Regions from separate parts of the Homo sapiens genome. Here region 2 is linked to region 1. A link is a contact called in ENCODE Hi-C or POLR2A ChIA-PET data. All regions are on one chromosome and are shown on one strand. Each heading gives the region's core, a stretch centred on a gene start or an enhancer-like site at or near the end of the contact. The rest is flanking DNA. Distances are from core to core; before and after follow the strand shown. Region 1 holds the start of EIF4H (eukaryotic translation initiation factor 4H). Region 2 holds the start of YWHAG (tyrosine 3-monooxygenase/tryptophan 5-monooxygenase activation protein gamma).

Region 1 (7,619 bases), core at 2,863-5,362:
CTGAGTAGCTGGGACTACAGCTGTACGCCACCAAGCCCAGCTAAGTTTTGTATTTTTACCAGAGATGGGGTTTTGCCATGTTGCCCAGACTGGTCTTGAACTCCTGGCCTCAAGTGATCCACCAGCCTCAGCCTCCCAAAGTGCTGGGATTACGGGCATGAGCCACCACACACAGCCCTCCCTTAAAAAAAAAAAAAAAAAAAATTTATTATGTTTTTTGATAGGATCTCAATCTGTGGCCCAAGCTGGAGTGCAGTGGTGTGATCATGGCTCACTACAGCCTCAACACCCTGGCTCAAGTGATCCTACCATCTCAGGCTCCCAAGTAGCTGGGTCCACAGGCATGTGCAACCACACCTGGCTAATTTTTATTTTTTGTAGATTTGGGGTTTTACTATGTTGCCCCGGCTGGTCTCCATTTGCTGGGGTCAAGCGACACTCCCGCCTCGGCTTCCCAAAATGTTGGAATTACAGGTGTGAGCCACCATGCCCCGCTTTTTACTTTATTAATGACAAATTGCACCCCTTCTCCCACATGTAAGGCCCTGTGGGACATAACCCCCTTAACATGGCTCCTGTCCTTCAAGATCTCACCCTGAAGTGACTTTGGACTGGGACACTTTGGAAGTAAAAAAAATGTAAGGCCATTCAGGAATAAATATTAACGTTTCCTTTTTTTTTTTTTTTTTTTGAGACGGAGTTTTGCTCTTGTTGCTCAGGCTGGAGTGCAATGGTGCAATCTTGGCTCACCGCAACCTCCACCTCACAGGTTCAAGTGATTCTCCTGCCTCAGCCTCCCAGGTAGCTGGGATTACAGGCATGCGCCACCACGCCTGGCTAATTTGTCTGCCCACCTCAGCCTCTCAAAGTGCTGGGATTACAGGCGTGAGCCACTGCCTCCAGCCCTTAATGTTTCCCTTTGGTCAAATGCAATTTGATGCATTTTAAGAGTAATGGAGTAGCCGGGTGTGGTGGCTCAGGCCTATCATCCCAGCACTTTGGGAGGCCAAGGCGGGTGGATCACCTGAGGTCGGGAATTCGAGACCAGCCTGACCAACATGGTGAAACCCCATCTCTCCTAAAAATACAAAATCAGCCGTGCATGGTGGCCGGTGCCTGTGGTCCCAGCTACATAGGAGGCTGAGGTAGGATCATTGCTTGAATCTGGGAGGCGGACGTTGCAATGGGCCGAGATGGTGCCACTGCACTCCAGCCTGGGTGACAGAGTGAGACTCCATCTCAAAAAAAAAAAAAGTAAAAAAAGAGTAATGGAGTGGCCAGGCACGGTGGCTCACGCCTGTAATCCCAGCACTTTGGGAGGCTGAGGTGGGTGGATCACCTGAGGCCAGGAGTTCAAGACCAGACTGGGAAACACATGGAAACCCCATCTCCACCAAAAATACAAAAATTAGCCAGGCGTGGTGGCGCACACCTGTAATGCCACTTACTCAGGTGGCTGAGGCAGGAGACTGGCTTGAATGCTGGAGGCGGAGGCTGCAGTGAGCTGAGATCGTGCCACTACAGTCCAGCCTGGGCAACAGAGTGAGACCCTGTCTCAAAAAAAAAAAAAAAATGAGTAATGGAGTGGCCGGGTGCGTGGTTCCCACCTGTAATCCTGCAATACCACTACTTCGGGAGGCCAAGGAGGGAGAATAACTTGAAGTCAGGAGTTCAAGACCTGCCTGGGGGGCCGGGCACGGTGGCTCACACCTGTAATCCCAGCACTTTGGGAGGCCAAGGCGGGCGGATCACAAGGTTAGATCAAGACCATCCTGGCTAACACGGTGAAACCCCGTCTCTACTAAAAATACAAAAAATTAGTCGGGCGTAGTGGCGGGCGCCTGTAGTCCCAGCTACTCAGGAGGCTGAGGCAGGAGAATGGCATGAACCTGGGAGGCGGAGCTTGCAGTGAGCCGAGATTGCGCCACTGCACTCCAGCCTGGGTGACACAGCCAGACTCTGTCTCAAAAAAAAAAAAAAGACCCGCCTTGGCAACATGGCAAGACCCATCTCTACCAAAAACAAAAAAAAAAAGAAAGTAAATAAGAGTAATAGAGTAATGGGGGCAGGAGCATGGAGCAGGGGTCCAAGTTTAAACTGCGCAAGGAGAAGAAACCATTGGTTATTTTCTGAGCCATGTGCTAAGGTCAAAACTAGGTGACCTTGGGCAAGTCTCTTTCTCTCTGGGTGGTTCCACAGCTGTTAAACAGGTTTGGAAATTATTATCTACAGGTAAAGCACCCATAATGGTGCCAGACACCTTGGTAGGTCCCCAATATATATTGTGTGCCAGGAATTTTACATATTTACTAATTTGAATCTTTACAACACTGAAGAGGTAGGTGACATTATTATATAGATGAGAAAACAGGCATGTTAAAGCGGTTAAGCAACGTCCTCGAGGTCACTCAGCCAGTAAGACGTTAACTGAGCCTAGGTTCAATCTAGGTCTATCAGGCAGCAAAGTGTTTTATTACTTGGGAAGAAAAAGGCACAGAAAAATGAATAAGTGAGTTCAACACTATTAACTCATGAATTGATAATGCTCTGTCCATCTTAACACTGCTATGAAGGAGAAGATACTCAAATATAAAAGTTGGCAGGGCACAGTGGCTCATGCTTGTAATTCCAGCACTTTAGGAGGCAGAGGCAGGAGGACTACTTAAAAGCCAGTAGATCGAGACAAACCTGGGCAACATAGTGAGACTCTGTCTCTACAAATAAATGTTTTACAAAGCAAATTAGAGCCAGGCACGGTGGCTCATGCCTGTAATCCCAGCACTTTGGGAGGCCAAGGCGGGTGGATCTCAGTTCAAGACCAGCCTGGGCAACATGGTGAAACGCTGTCTCTACTAAAAATACAAAAATTAACTGGGTGTGGTGGTGCACGTCTGTCACCCCAGTTACTCGGGAGACAGAGGCAGGAGAATTGCTTGAACCGAGGAGGTGGAGGTTGCAGTGAGATGAGATTGCGCCACTGCACTCCAACCTGATTCTCCATCTCAAAAAAAAAAAAAAAAAAATGCAAATTAGGCGAGGTACTGCCCGCCTATAGTCCTAGCTACTCCAGAGGCTAAGGCGGCAGGATGGCATGAGCCCAAGAGGTCAAGGCTGCCGTGAGCTACCACTGTTCCACCGCAGTCCAGCCTGGGCGACAGAGCGAGACCCTGTCTCAACAACGAACCAATAAATACATAATAAAAAGTAATGGTTAAGCGGAAGATACCTAGGTACACATCACAACAAAATTCTATGAGGTTCTTTCAAAGTGTGCTTAGATAATTAAGGTTTGTCAACATCGTGGCATCCACAATTACTACCATCTCAATCACAAACCTGGAAATTTACCCGTGTAATTAATTCCCACTGCATAACCATGTTTTGTTATTGCTAGATGATGGAATCCACAACAGTATCCAATTCTTTTTCCAAGGCAACGACTTCTGCAAAAAACCGAGATGTGCAGTCTCTCTTGCTAAGTCACCGATCACCTATACTCTCTCCTCTCAAAACCCCCCAATACCCAGGCAGCGAGTAAGCCCTGGAAGGCAGGATTCGTGTCTGCATCCCACCGCCTCGCACCCCCTTCCGGGGCATCCTCATCGTGTGGCCAGCTCCTGCCTGGAGAAGGAGGTGGCCTTTACTTGGGTGTCACCCGGGGACCACTTGGGGGTCCAAGCGGGACAGGCCTCCGAGGTCCCCGCCATGTATGGAGGCCGAAAGGCAGCGTCCCAGGCGAACTGGAGAGGGAGTTCCCCCCAGCTCTCCAGGTCACCTCCCGCCGACGGACGGAAAGGCCGGCGCGCACGGGCGTGGTGCGGCGGGGATAGGAGGCAGCCACGGGCGCACCCCAGGGCCAGCACATAATGGGCCGCGTAGGCCGGGCAGGCGTCCAGCTGGGACGCCGCCGCACCACGTGGGCTGCAGAGCGCACGGGGCAGGCAGCTGCCGGTGGGCCCAGGGCCGGGCGCTGCGCGGCCAGCGTCCGTGCGTGCGTGCGCGCGCGCGCGTGCGCGTGCCTGCGTCCAAGGGATTTGCGATCAGGCGGCGCGGCGGACAGCCCCGGCGGCGGGGCGGGGGGAGTTATATTGCGGGGTCCTTCCTCGCTCACCCTGGTTCCTCTCGGAGCGGAGACGGCAAATGGCGGACTTCGACACCTACGACGATCGGGCCTACAGCAGCTTCGGCGGCGGCAGAGGGTGAGGCGGGCGTGCGCGGGCCCCGTCGGGGGCTGCGGGACCGGCGGAGTCGGGGCCGTCAGGGTGGCGGCCGTCCTGCGCTCAGCCGGGGCGGCGGGAGGCGGGGGCCCGCGGAGGCCTAGGAGCGGCGCCTGGAGGGCCGGGGCCTGGAAATGGCGCGCTCGGAGACGGGGCGGCGGCGGCTGGGCTCCCGGGGTCTTGCTTGCGGGGCGGATCCCTTCCACTGCCTCCCGCCAACGACAACGTGTTGGTTTTTGCCCTGCCTTGGCCGCGGCGGCGCCGATGCCCGGAGACGAGCGCCCGCTTCCAGCCCCATCCCCCCTACGGTAGGACCAGTGCGGGGCTGAGCTGTGGCGCTGGGGTACGGGCCACACGGCCTGCCCCGCTCCGGTCCCGGCCTCTTTCGCGGCCCTCTGTTGCCTGCCCGCCTTGCAGGCCCCTGGCCCCTTCGCCACGAGGCCGGCCGACTGGGGAAGGTCGGCAGCCAAGAGGGGCGATTCCCTTCCCCTTACGTGTGAGGCAGGGATTTGGCGGCTCTGGCCCGGGGATGGTACGACTCCTTGCGGGCGGGGGGAGACCAAGGAGATAAATCCATCGTAGCTTCTTTGTATTAATCTTTCTTGGGTCACAGTGCCTTGACAGGTGCTACGTGCTCTTTGGCACAATTTCATTTCTCCTTGGTTTCTCGCTCTGATCTGGAGAAGGAACCGCATTTAGCGTCGTCCTGATTGTTGTCAAATGCAGACAACTATGTATAATTGAAACACTTTGCTTAAAAGAAACATCTTTGAATAGAGAGCTCATGGTGTTTAATTCCAGGACTCTGCACTTTTTTTTATTTTATTTTTTAAATACAAGTTGCCTCGTTAGAATATAGGCTATGAACATCTTGCTGTTTGTCAAGGACACACTTGGGCTTTGTGTTTTCTTGCAGAAAGGATTACTTTCCCAGGATAACACCACAATAATACACACTGAGGTGTTCAGTCTCCTGGGTTGCAGTCCAAAAGTATCTTTGTTTGGTAAAGAATGATCACTTTTAATACCTTGGTTTGGGAACGGCTCAGACAAAAGCTTGTTTCGGGGCAGGAGTGTAGCTAATGTTCATGATACTGTAACGTGGAAGTGTGCCGGTGTAGGTGGAGCTATTGTCATTCCAAAGAACATTTTATTTGCTAATAAAAAAAGAAGTAAATGTTGGATGACATGAAATTATCGCCTTTGGGTTAGGTTTCTAAACATCAAATTTGTTCTCAAGTCATTTCGAAATTTAATAACTAGGGTTTTTTTTTTTTTCCTAGTTCCAAAAAACGTTCACAGAAGTACCCAGAAAAATTCTTCTTAAACAGCGTGGTCAATTTAAGTTTTAGTTGCATTGGGACTACAATAAGGTGACCTTATTAAACTGAGTGTGGGGATTTAAAAAAATTTCCTTCAGACACATTTGCCAGCTCTTCTGGTGTCAAATTTTGACATTTGGGGGTGCCAGGAACAATCAGAAGTAAAATTCTATTAAGATGCTATTAATTTCAAATCTCCACAGCAGATGAAAATATTAGCCATTTGCCCCAGGTGTACTCCAAAAACTGATAGGAGAGTTTCCTAGGTAGCACTGTGCATCACTTGAACTTCCTAATAGAAAGTCTCTTTACTGTTAAGCATCTTCTATGTCTCACTTACTTGGAATTTTCTATTTGGCTTCATATTAATGTGAAACTACATAAAGTATTGCTACTTTCAGAAGTAGTTTTAAAAACTTGTTGGTGAATTTACATATTCATTTATACATGTGTATTCTTTTTTTTTTTTTTTGAGATGGAGTTTCACTCTTGTTGCCCAAGCTGGAGTGCAATGGTGTGATCTCGGCTCACTGCAACCTCCACCTCCCGGGTTTAAGCGATTCTCCTGCCTCAGCCTCCCAAAGTGCTGGGATTACAGGCATTAGCCACCGCGCCCGGCCTCAATTATTTTAATTATGTCCACATGAACAAATGTCACTGCTTTACAATGCTTAAGCATCATAGAAGATTGCCACCTATGGAAAGCAGTTTTAACACTGCATTGTTTGGTACTTGTGTAGGCACCTTCTCCCTTGTCTAAAATGCCTCAGACAGGCTCGTACATCTCACCTCTGAATTACTTGGGTCACAGGTGAAAGAAATGGTAGGCCTAAAATGAACAGTTATCATCATAAAACATAGTTTGGTAGTTATACATCTTCCTAAGTTTATTTCGTAGTTGTGTTTAATAACCAGTGCAGTTGTCAGGAAACAGTATTGAACCACTGCTTTTTTCCCCCGAGCCTGTAAGGGCATGTCCCCAGCAGCCAGGGAGAGAACCAGGGACTGCATTGTTCAGCAAGCAAATCAAAACAAAATTCCAAATGATCAAGAGTTGATTGTACCAGATCTTGAATGGACTTTGTTTTGCAGTTTGCTAAATTATCTTTTTGAGGTTCCAGTTTCTCATCTACCATTGGCAGTAAAGTGCAGAGTAATACTGATTTTATATTTCTAATTGCAACAAAGCTATGAGTGCTTAGTGGAAAACCACCGATCCTGAGAATTAGGGTGGAAATTGGAGGTGGCAAGAATTGAGGTGGCTGAAATGGTGCCATCTAAAAACTGGCAAAACTCCAAATTTATTCTTTATCAGGATTCAGTTAGGGAGTTTAGAATTCTTTTTTAAATAGAGATGGGTTTCACTATGTTGCCCAGGCTGGTCTTGAACTCTTGGACTCAAGTGATCCTCCCGCCTCAGCCTCCCAAAGTGTTGGGATTACAGGCATGAGCTACCACGCCCAGCCTAGGAGTTTAGAATTCTAACCTTTGAATCTTTAAACTTAGCATGTCTGTCTAAATTTCTGAGCATATTTTTATCCAAAATTTTTATGGTGGTAAAATATACATAACATAAAATGTGCCACTTTACCCATTTTTCAGTATACATTTCAGGGATATTGAGTGTATTCGTAATGTATAACCATCACCACTATCCAGCTCCTTAACTCTTACAGCTTGTAAAACTAAAACCCTGTCCCCTTTGAATAGTAATTCCCTATTGCCCTCCTTCCCCCAGGTCCCTGGCAACCACCATTCTACTTCCTGTCTCTGAGCATATTTTAAGATTTGTATGTAATAGGAAGGAAAGCAGTGTATAAAAACTACAGCTAGTTTTCACTGATGCTAGGGCCTGTAAAGCTATTGAAAAGCTTATTTTAAAATGCTGTTTACATGTCAAATGTCAAGTCGTTTAGGTTTGTTATCCTTCTTCACTCCAAGTGTTCCATTGCTTAGTTCCAAACCATTATCCTCTATGAAAAGTGTTACCAGAAATATTTGGATTTGCTAAGAGGTCTCTGCATGACGGTTCATGTAAAAGCCCTGGCTTTGGAATAAGGCAGACCAGAGTTTCATCAGT
Region 2 (7,619 bases), core at 2,349-4,848, 2.2 Mb after region 1:
TTCAAAAAACACATAGATTTCCAAAATAATCAGAAAAAGCACTTAATATCTGCTTCAGTTACTGGGAAGGCTAACACATGAAAGGCAAGCTGTATGATCTGTATTCTTTCCACGCCCAAGAAGAGAACAATTCAAGCCACATGACTTAGAATAATGGTTGGCAGAACTCCACCTCTGAAGAGTCTACAGAGGTACCATTACTCCATTAGTGATAATAGCTATTGATCTCCTGGAAGAGCCTGGGGGGGAGGGGGAATGGAATATTTAAGATAGAAAGAATTTGAAAGTCTATTGATCCCACTAGGAATATTTAGAAAAATTATGATAGCCTTTTGCCACCTTTGCCCTCCCACCCCTCATTGAGTTAAACTGCTTAACTCAGTAACTTCAACAAAATTAGTAACCCTGAACCTTTTCTCCCCAAGGCAAGTACCAGTAGCCTATTTAAAATATTAACTTCTCAAGAGACTAGTAAAAGTCAAAGGACAAGACAGTATTGTCTAATACGTAGGATACATCTAGGTGTTCACTCTCCTTCAATACAAGACTAAACATCTGTCTTAAAAGACCTAACATTCCTCTTTCCTTCTTTTCAAAATACTGCACAATACAGTACTTCTGTCCTGGTTACCCACAAAGAACTATCATTCTGCACAGATCCCAATAGTGTTAGCACTAGGATAATTTCATTAAACTCAAATAAATTTTAATCCCTTTATCAACAGGATGATTTCGGCCTTAAAAGAGAGCTCACTTGAGTGGTAAGATTGGTTTCTTTCTCTGCAGTTTCCAAATTCTCCACGATGACTTTTATAAACAGGAAGAAAATTTCTTAGGTAGTTGCCATTTTGGAACACCTACTACATTTCTTATTGAATCCGCACAACTTTTTCAAGTATTGTCCCATTTTACAGATGAGGAAAATGAGGGACAGAGCCTATTTCCTTAAAGTCACAGGAAACAGATTTGAAAAAAGGTTTTTATTTTACAAACTGTTCTTTCCTCTATACTGTGAAGGAGCAGAAGCACAAATCTAGTAAAAAACAAACTTCCCAAATCTCAACTTAAAAGGTTTTGGAACGGGTTTTCATTCCCTACTAGTAACTGAAAATGACTCAGTAGGAAGTCATCATTTTTTTAAGGTTTTTATTAAAACCTGCCAAATTAATTATCTGCAATAAACACAAGTATACATCCCATCTGTGCACTAGTGTCATAAACTATATTCTTGTTTAAAATTTCTTTTATTCCATAAATTATCGTTTAAAATTTCTACTTTTATTCCATCATTGCCCAGTATTTTAAATAAATGAGATGAATGTTTAAAAATATAAAAAAGCATCTTATAAACTTTTGTGAGAAAGCTAGCAATAGGGTGAACAAGGCCTAGCTAGAGGTCACAGATTTGCATGTCTAAGGGTAAATGATATCCTTATTTTTTGGACTAATTCTCATCTAGTGGAATATGAAGTGCTCGATTCCACCTGGCTTATCGGCTAATTTCTGCATTACCTTGGATAAATGCCATTTGCACACTCCCTACCAGCCCTTAGGTGCATTGCAGCCTCTGTGTCATTGTGTGTGACATCACTTGGTTGCTATGGATATAGGTGCGAGGTCACTCGCTTTCCTGTGGAACTAGAAATATGGAAAAGAAATATGGAAAAATTATAAGAGTCTAAATAACACGAACTGAAGATATTTCCAATACTGATACCTATTAGAAGTGCAACTTACATCATTTAAGCATTAAAACCTTGTAAGACAGCAACTGTGGCCACAGCAGTATTCCGAATTTCAGAATCAGTTCTCTTCAATAAGACAAAAACCTTTCTTTGTTAACATAGCTGCTTTAAATATAAAGGTATCAGCATTGTCCTCTTTTGAGAACCAGTAAATTTATTCAAGAATTGATCTGTAATATCAATAATGCTTCATTTAAAAGATGTAACACGCAAGGTACACTCCAGCATCCACTTCACAATGGAGATGAATTTGAAAATCTTTGTTACATAAGGCAGGAAATTAAATATTAAGATAGTGGGGGCCCGAAATCATTAGATTAATTTTCTACCTTTCATTTCATAATGCTCAATACTTCCCCCTCCTCTAATATCAAACTGGTTGACAGCCCATTAGATAAATGTGGTGTTACTGACAAAATGGTGCAATACAGGGATGAATCTGCAACCCAGACAAAATGCGACAACTGGCGATCGGTATTCTCTTTTCATCAGCATGAAGATGTACTCGCTTAAACAAAAAAAAGCCTCAGATGCATCTAACAACCAAAAATTTTTAAAAAGACTTTTTCCCCTTTAAAATAACTCCTCCCAGCCTCCACCCAGTCTAGGCTCTCTGCAATATGACAAATGCAGAATCTTCTGGAATGACTTGATACTGCCTCTCACCACGGCTTTGTTTGCACTATCAGATCAGACAGAATATTTTTTCCCCCAACTTATAGGAATTTCAACAGACGCGTGCCTGTATTCAAAAAAGAAACGGCATATGTCACACGAATCGAACCAGTCAGCTACATTCACCACCTTTTAATTTTACAGGCAATACCTACCCTTTTCAATACAAAAACATTAGGGAATAAAATGGAGATGACATGTTGAGAATGATCAATGAAAACGCTAGCGAGACAAACGTTCTCCCTTCCTAAAAGCCGGAGGACTTGCTTTGGGCGAATGGAGAAAGAAGAGCCTTTTGTTAAGAAAAACGTGAGCAAGGTGGTTTCGATTTTGCACCACGGAGCTCAGGTTTTCAAGAGACCCTATACAATGTTTCTGGGAAGATTCTCAGGGATGTGTCGGGACAGACAGTGGGGAAGATTCTGGGGGGGCTGGGGAGGTGGAAAACCGGGAGACCTGCTGAGTGAATGGGAAAGGCGCCGCCCAGACACCAGGGAGAGAAAGAGGAACCGCATCCATGCGGTCCCCCGCCCCCACGCCCAGGCTAGGAGGAGGGGGGAAGTGGGGCACAAAGGATGCGCACGCCTCCCCGCTCGGGTCCCCTGCACCCCTAGAGCCGCGGGGGCCGGAGACCCCGCTCCCAAGTCCAGCCCCGCGGGACCTCGCCCCGGCCCGCGCCCGCGCCGGGCCTGAATGGCAGCGCCGCGGGGCCACGGGGACTCCGAAAAGAGGCCGCGTCACAGCCCGGGTTCCCGTCGCCTCTCGGGACCCTCCCCAGCCCCCCTCAGTGAGCGAGACGGGGCGGTCAACCCGCCATCGCGACAGGGCGACGAAGCCCCGGGCCTTCCACGCCAAGGACCGCGTCTTCGGAGGGGCAGGGAGCGGCGGGGGAGGGGAGGAGACACTCACGTTCTTCATGGCCGCGGCCATGTCGTCGTAGCGCTCCGCCTGCTCGGCCAGCCGGGCTTTCTGCACCAGTTGCTCGCGGTCCACCATCTTCGCGGGGCTGGGTCTGGCCGGAGAAGGAGGAGGACACTGGGGCGGCCTGAAGGGCTTGGAGGGCGCGACTGGAGCCCAAGTGCCGGAGAGGACCGACCCACAGAGCGAGCAGCTGAGGCGGCGGCTGCGCGGAGGAGGCGGCTGGAGCTGCGACCGCGGGACCGGGCGCGAGGCGGCTGCGGCTGCTGTGCGTGCCACTGACGGACAACCCCCTGCGGCCCCGCCCACGCCGCATGACGAAGGCAGGCCCCGCCCACCCGTCCGCAAGCCCCGCCCATGCCCCGCCCGAGCCCGGCCGCGGCTAGAACTCCCCGCTCCCCAGCTGGGCTCACTGCGCGTCTTCCGGGCACCCCGTCCTTTCCCACTGCGCCCCCACTCTCCCCTTTTTTCACTTCACTCCCCAGTTCCCTCACCCCAGCTTCTCCAGTCGCCCCCTTACGCCTCCCCCTTGAGCCTCCCGCCCCGCCAGCCCTCGGACGCATGGGCCCCTGGGAGTTGTAGTGTAACCTGCAGTGCACTGAGGCGCTGAGGAGACCAAGGACAAAGGGGCGGTCAAGACTACAACTCCCAGCGGACATAGCGCGCAGGCGCAGGAGGACGGGGGGGGGTGCTTCGAATCCCGAGGCCGCTGGGGACCCCTGGCGGGGATCAGGGCTGCATCAGTCCCTGCGAGTGCTGATTCACCGCCCCGCCCCATATTCTCCGGGAAATTACGAGAGGAGGGGGCAGGGGCCTCAGTCCTAGACCCTGTTTCCGAGATCACGTAGCAGGTCGTGGTGGGGGAAGGACAGGAGGCGCGTCCATTGTAGATCCAGACTCTCAGTGTGGTGCCTGCCCGCGGGATGGCCGAATTAAGGGGCCAGACCCTGGGGACTGTCACCTCCACCCCCTACGAGCTTCCATTAAACCCCCCACCCCACCTTGAGGCTCTTGGGCCTGAATAGGTGAAAACATGGACGAACGACAAATACCGGCTGGCCACAGTGGTTGATTTCCAGAAAGGATGCAGCTGTCTGCTGGCTGACCCTGGAGAACCCCTTCTTCCTCTCCAGGGTGGAGTGCTAAAGATTGAGTTCAGCTACCAGGAGCCTACTCCACATCTAACTGGGCTGCGTCTAGGGCTTGGTTGTCCAGCCCTTCTCTCCCCTCCTAAGACATACATACCTACTGAGGTCACGCTGATATATTCTCGTTCATATTATTCCACATAGCTTGCAGATAGCATGGGTTTTTTTGCTTTGTTTTGCTTTTTTGTAGAGACGGGGGTCTAGCTTTGTTGCCCATGCTGGTCTCGAACTCCTGGGCTCAAGCGATCCTCACGCCTCGGCCTCCCAAGGTGCTGGGATTACAGATGTGAGCCACCATGCCTGCAGGCCTGATAGTTTTGACTGCACATTTTATTTACTTTATGTATTCAACAATTATCTATGAGAAGCTACTGTGTTCCAAGCCCTATTCTAAGCCACGAGGTACAGTAGTGAACAAAACAGACAAAAATCCCTGCCCAAGAAAATAGGTGAGATATGTACAGTATGCTAGAAGTCAGTAAGGAGTGAGTTTTGAGGTTGCAGTGAGCTGAGATTGCGCCACTGCACTCCAGTCTGGCGACAGAGCAAGACTCCGTTTCAAAAACAAATAATAAAATAAAAAGTTTTTTAAAGGCTGGGCACGGTGACTCACACCTGTAATCCCAGCACTTTGGGAGACCGAGGCGGGCGGATGACAAGGTCAGGAGATCGAGACCATCCTGGCCAACATGGTGAAACCCTGTCTCTACAAAAAATACAAAAGAACTAGCTGGGCGTGGTGGTGCCCACCTGTTATCCCAGCTACTCGGGAGGCTGAGGCAGGAGAATCACTTGAACCCGGGAGTCGGAGGTTGCAGTGAGCTGAGATCCCTCTACTGCACTCCAGCATGGGTGACAGAGCGAGACTCCGTCTCGAAAAAAAAAAAGAAGTGAGCTTTGGCCTGGCACGGTGACTCACACCTGTAATCCCAACACTTTGGGAGGCCGAAGCGGGTGGATCATCTGAGGTCAGGAGTTCGAGACCAGCCTGGCTAACGTAGCAAAACCCCATCTCAACTAAAAATACAAAAATTAGCTGGGTGTGGTGGTGGGCACCTGTAATCCCAGCTACTTGGGAGGCTGAGGCAGGAGAATTGCTTGAACCTGGGAGGTGGAGGTTGCAGTGAGCCGAGATCGTTTCATTGCACTTCAGCCTGGGCAACAAGAGCGAAACTCCATATCAAAAAACAAAACAAAAAAAAAGTGAGCTTTGCAGACTCTGCTGCTGCCAGGAGTACTCTACTACTGGCCATGGTCAATCCCACCGTGTTCTTTGACATTACTATTGAGCCCTTGGGCTGCGTCTCCTTCAAGGTTAGGGGCATGGAAACCAAGAAGCCAAGTGACCTCTCCGGAGCTTGCAGTGAGCCGAGATTGTGCCAGTGCACTCCAGCCTGGGAGACAGAAAAAGACTCCGTCTCAAAAAAAAAAAAAAAAAAAGAAGTGACCTCTCATCTAAACTGTAAAGCCATGTTAACATATCGGAGCTGTTAGCAGACAGTGTTGTAAAGACAGCAGAAAACTTTCGTTCTCTGAGCACTGGAGAGAAAGGATTTGGTTATAAGGGTTCCTACTCTCTCTTTTTTTTTCTTTTCTTTTTCTTTTTTTTTTTTTGAGACAGAGTCTCGCTCTGTAGCCCAGGCTGGAGTGCAGTGGTGCAGTCTTGGCTCACTGCAACCTCTGCCTCCCGGGTTCAAGCGATTCTCCTGCCTCAGCCTTCTAAGTAGCTGGGATTACAGGCGCGCACCACCACGCCCAGCTAATTTTTGTATTTTTAGTAGAGACGGTGTTTCACCATGTTAGGCTGGTCTCGAACTCCTGACCTCATGATCCATCCGCCTCAGCCTCCCAAAGTGCTGGGATTACAGGTGTGAGCCATTACGCCCGGCAAGGGTTCCTACTTTCACAGAATTACTCCAGGGATTATGTGTCAGGGTGGTAACTTTACACACCATAATGGCACTGGTGGCAAGTCCATCTATGGGGAGAAATTCGATGAAGAGAACCTCATCCTGAAGCATACAGATCCTGGCATCTTGCCCATGGCAGATGTTGGACCCAACACAAATGCTTCCCAGTTTTTCATCTGCACTGCCAAGACTAAGTGGTTAGATGGCCAGCATGGAGGTCTTTGGCAAGGTGAAAGCGAGCATGAATATTGTGGAGGCCATGGAGCGCTACGAGTCCAGGAATGGCAAGACCAGCAAGAAGATCACCATTGCTATGGCCGGGCGCGGTGGCTCACGCCTGTAACCTTAGCACTTTAGGAGGCCGAGGTGGGCAGATCACTTGAGGTCAGGAGTTCGAGACCAGCCTGGCCAACATGGTGAAACCCCTGTCTCTACTAAAAATACAAAAATTAGCTGGGCGTGGTGGTAGGTGCCTGTAGTCCCAGCTACTCCAGAGGCTGACGCAGGAGAATCGCTGGAACCTGGGAGGCAGAGGTTGCAGTGAGCTGAGATTGCACCATTGCACTCCAGCTTGGGCAAAAAGAGTGAAACTCCCTCTAAAAAATAAATAAATAAATAAAATAAAATCACCATTGCTGACTGTGGACAACTCTAGTAAATTTGACTTGTGTTTTATCTTAACCACCAGACCATTCCTTCAGTAGCTCAGGAGAGCACCTATCCATCCACCCCATTTGCTCCCAGTATCCTATCATCTTTGTGTTCTTGCTACAGTTCCCTTTGAGTCCCATGATTTTCTTATTCCCTTCCATGTCTGGGTGGATTGCAGAGTTAAGTTTGTGACTATGAAATAAAAACTAAATAACAACAAAAAAATCAATAAGAAGTGAAAAATAAAATAGGAAACATGAAGTGTGGATGAGAATGTGGAATGAAAGAGTTTCCATGGGGGAATATTGCAGGCTCTATGCCAGATGCTGGAGGACCCCTGTCCTCAAGGAATTCAGAGTGTGTTAAGCACTGTAAATATTTTGTTTAAAAAATAACTTCTTTCAGGCTGCATAGGAAGAGATTCTGAAAAGCTTCTCCAGGGAGTTTGGTAACATTTCCAACCCAGCCTTTAAATGAGTGTAGGATTTGAGAGCAGGCAAAGGCACAGGTAGCAAGACTCAAAGGCAAGTTCCTCCCTGACTTATTTATTTATGTACTTATTTTTTAGAGGT

What was found. Hi-C counts contacts between places; a loop is a spot of excess contacts on that map. ChIA-PET counts read pairs that join two places held with the same protein, here RNA polymerase II (POLR2A). Pooled maps may share reads with other maps.
Region 2: a loop to region 1 is called in a pooled map, with 13 times the contacts of the local background. The contact joins the promoter of YWHAG here to the promoter of EIF4H in region 1. A Hi-C loop is called at or near these places in 5 of 50 pooled maps. POLR2A ChIA-PET finds 5 or more read pairs at or near these places in 2 of 52 experiments (BJ and T-cell).

Annotation. Positions count from the first base shown.
Region 1 is chr7:74,170,244-74,177,862 of GRCh38, forward strand. It overlaps EIF4H (eukaryotic translation initiation factor 4H), which reads left to right and starts at 4,113. Exons shown (of 7, transcript NM_022170.2): 1 at 4,113-4,199. The coding sequence starts at 4,141. RefSeq lists a silencer at 3,864-4,373 and enhancers at 3,876-4,170, 4,152-4,665, 4,666-5,178.
Region 2 is chr7:76,355,393-76,363,011 of GRCh38, forward strand. YWHAG (tyrosine 3-monooxygenase/tryptophan 5-monooxygenase activation protein gamma) reads right to left here and starts at 3,599. Exons shown (of 2, transcript NM_012479.4): 1 at 3,330-3,599. The coding sequence starts at 3,416. It also overlaps the pseudogene PPIAP81. RefSeq lists silencers at 2,730-2,920, 3,004-3,203, 3,524-3,933 and an enhancer at 3,028-3,674.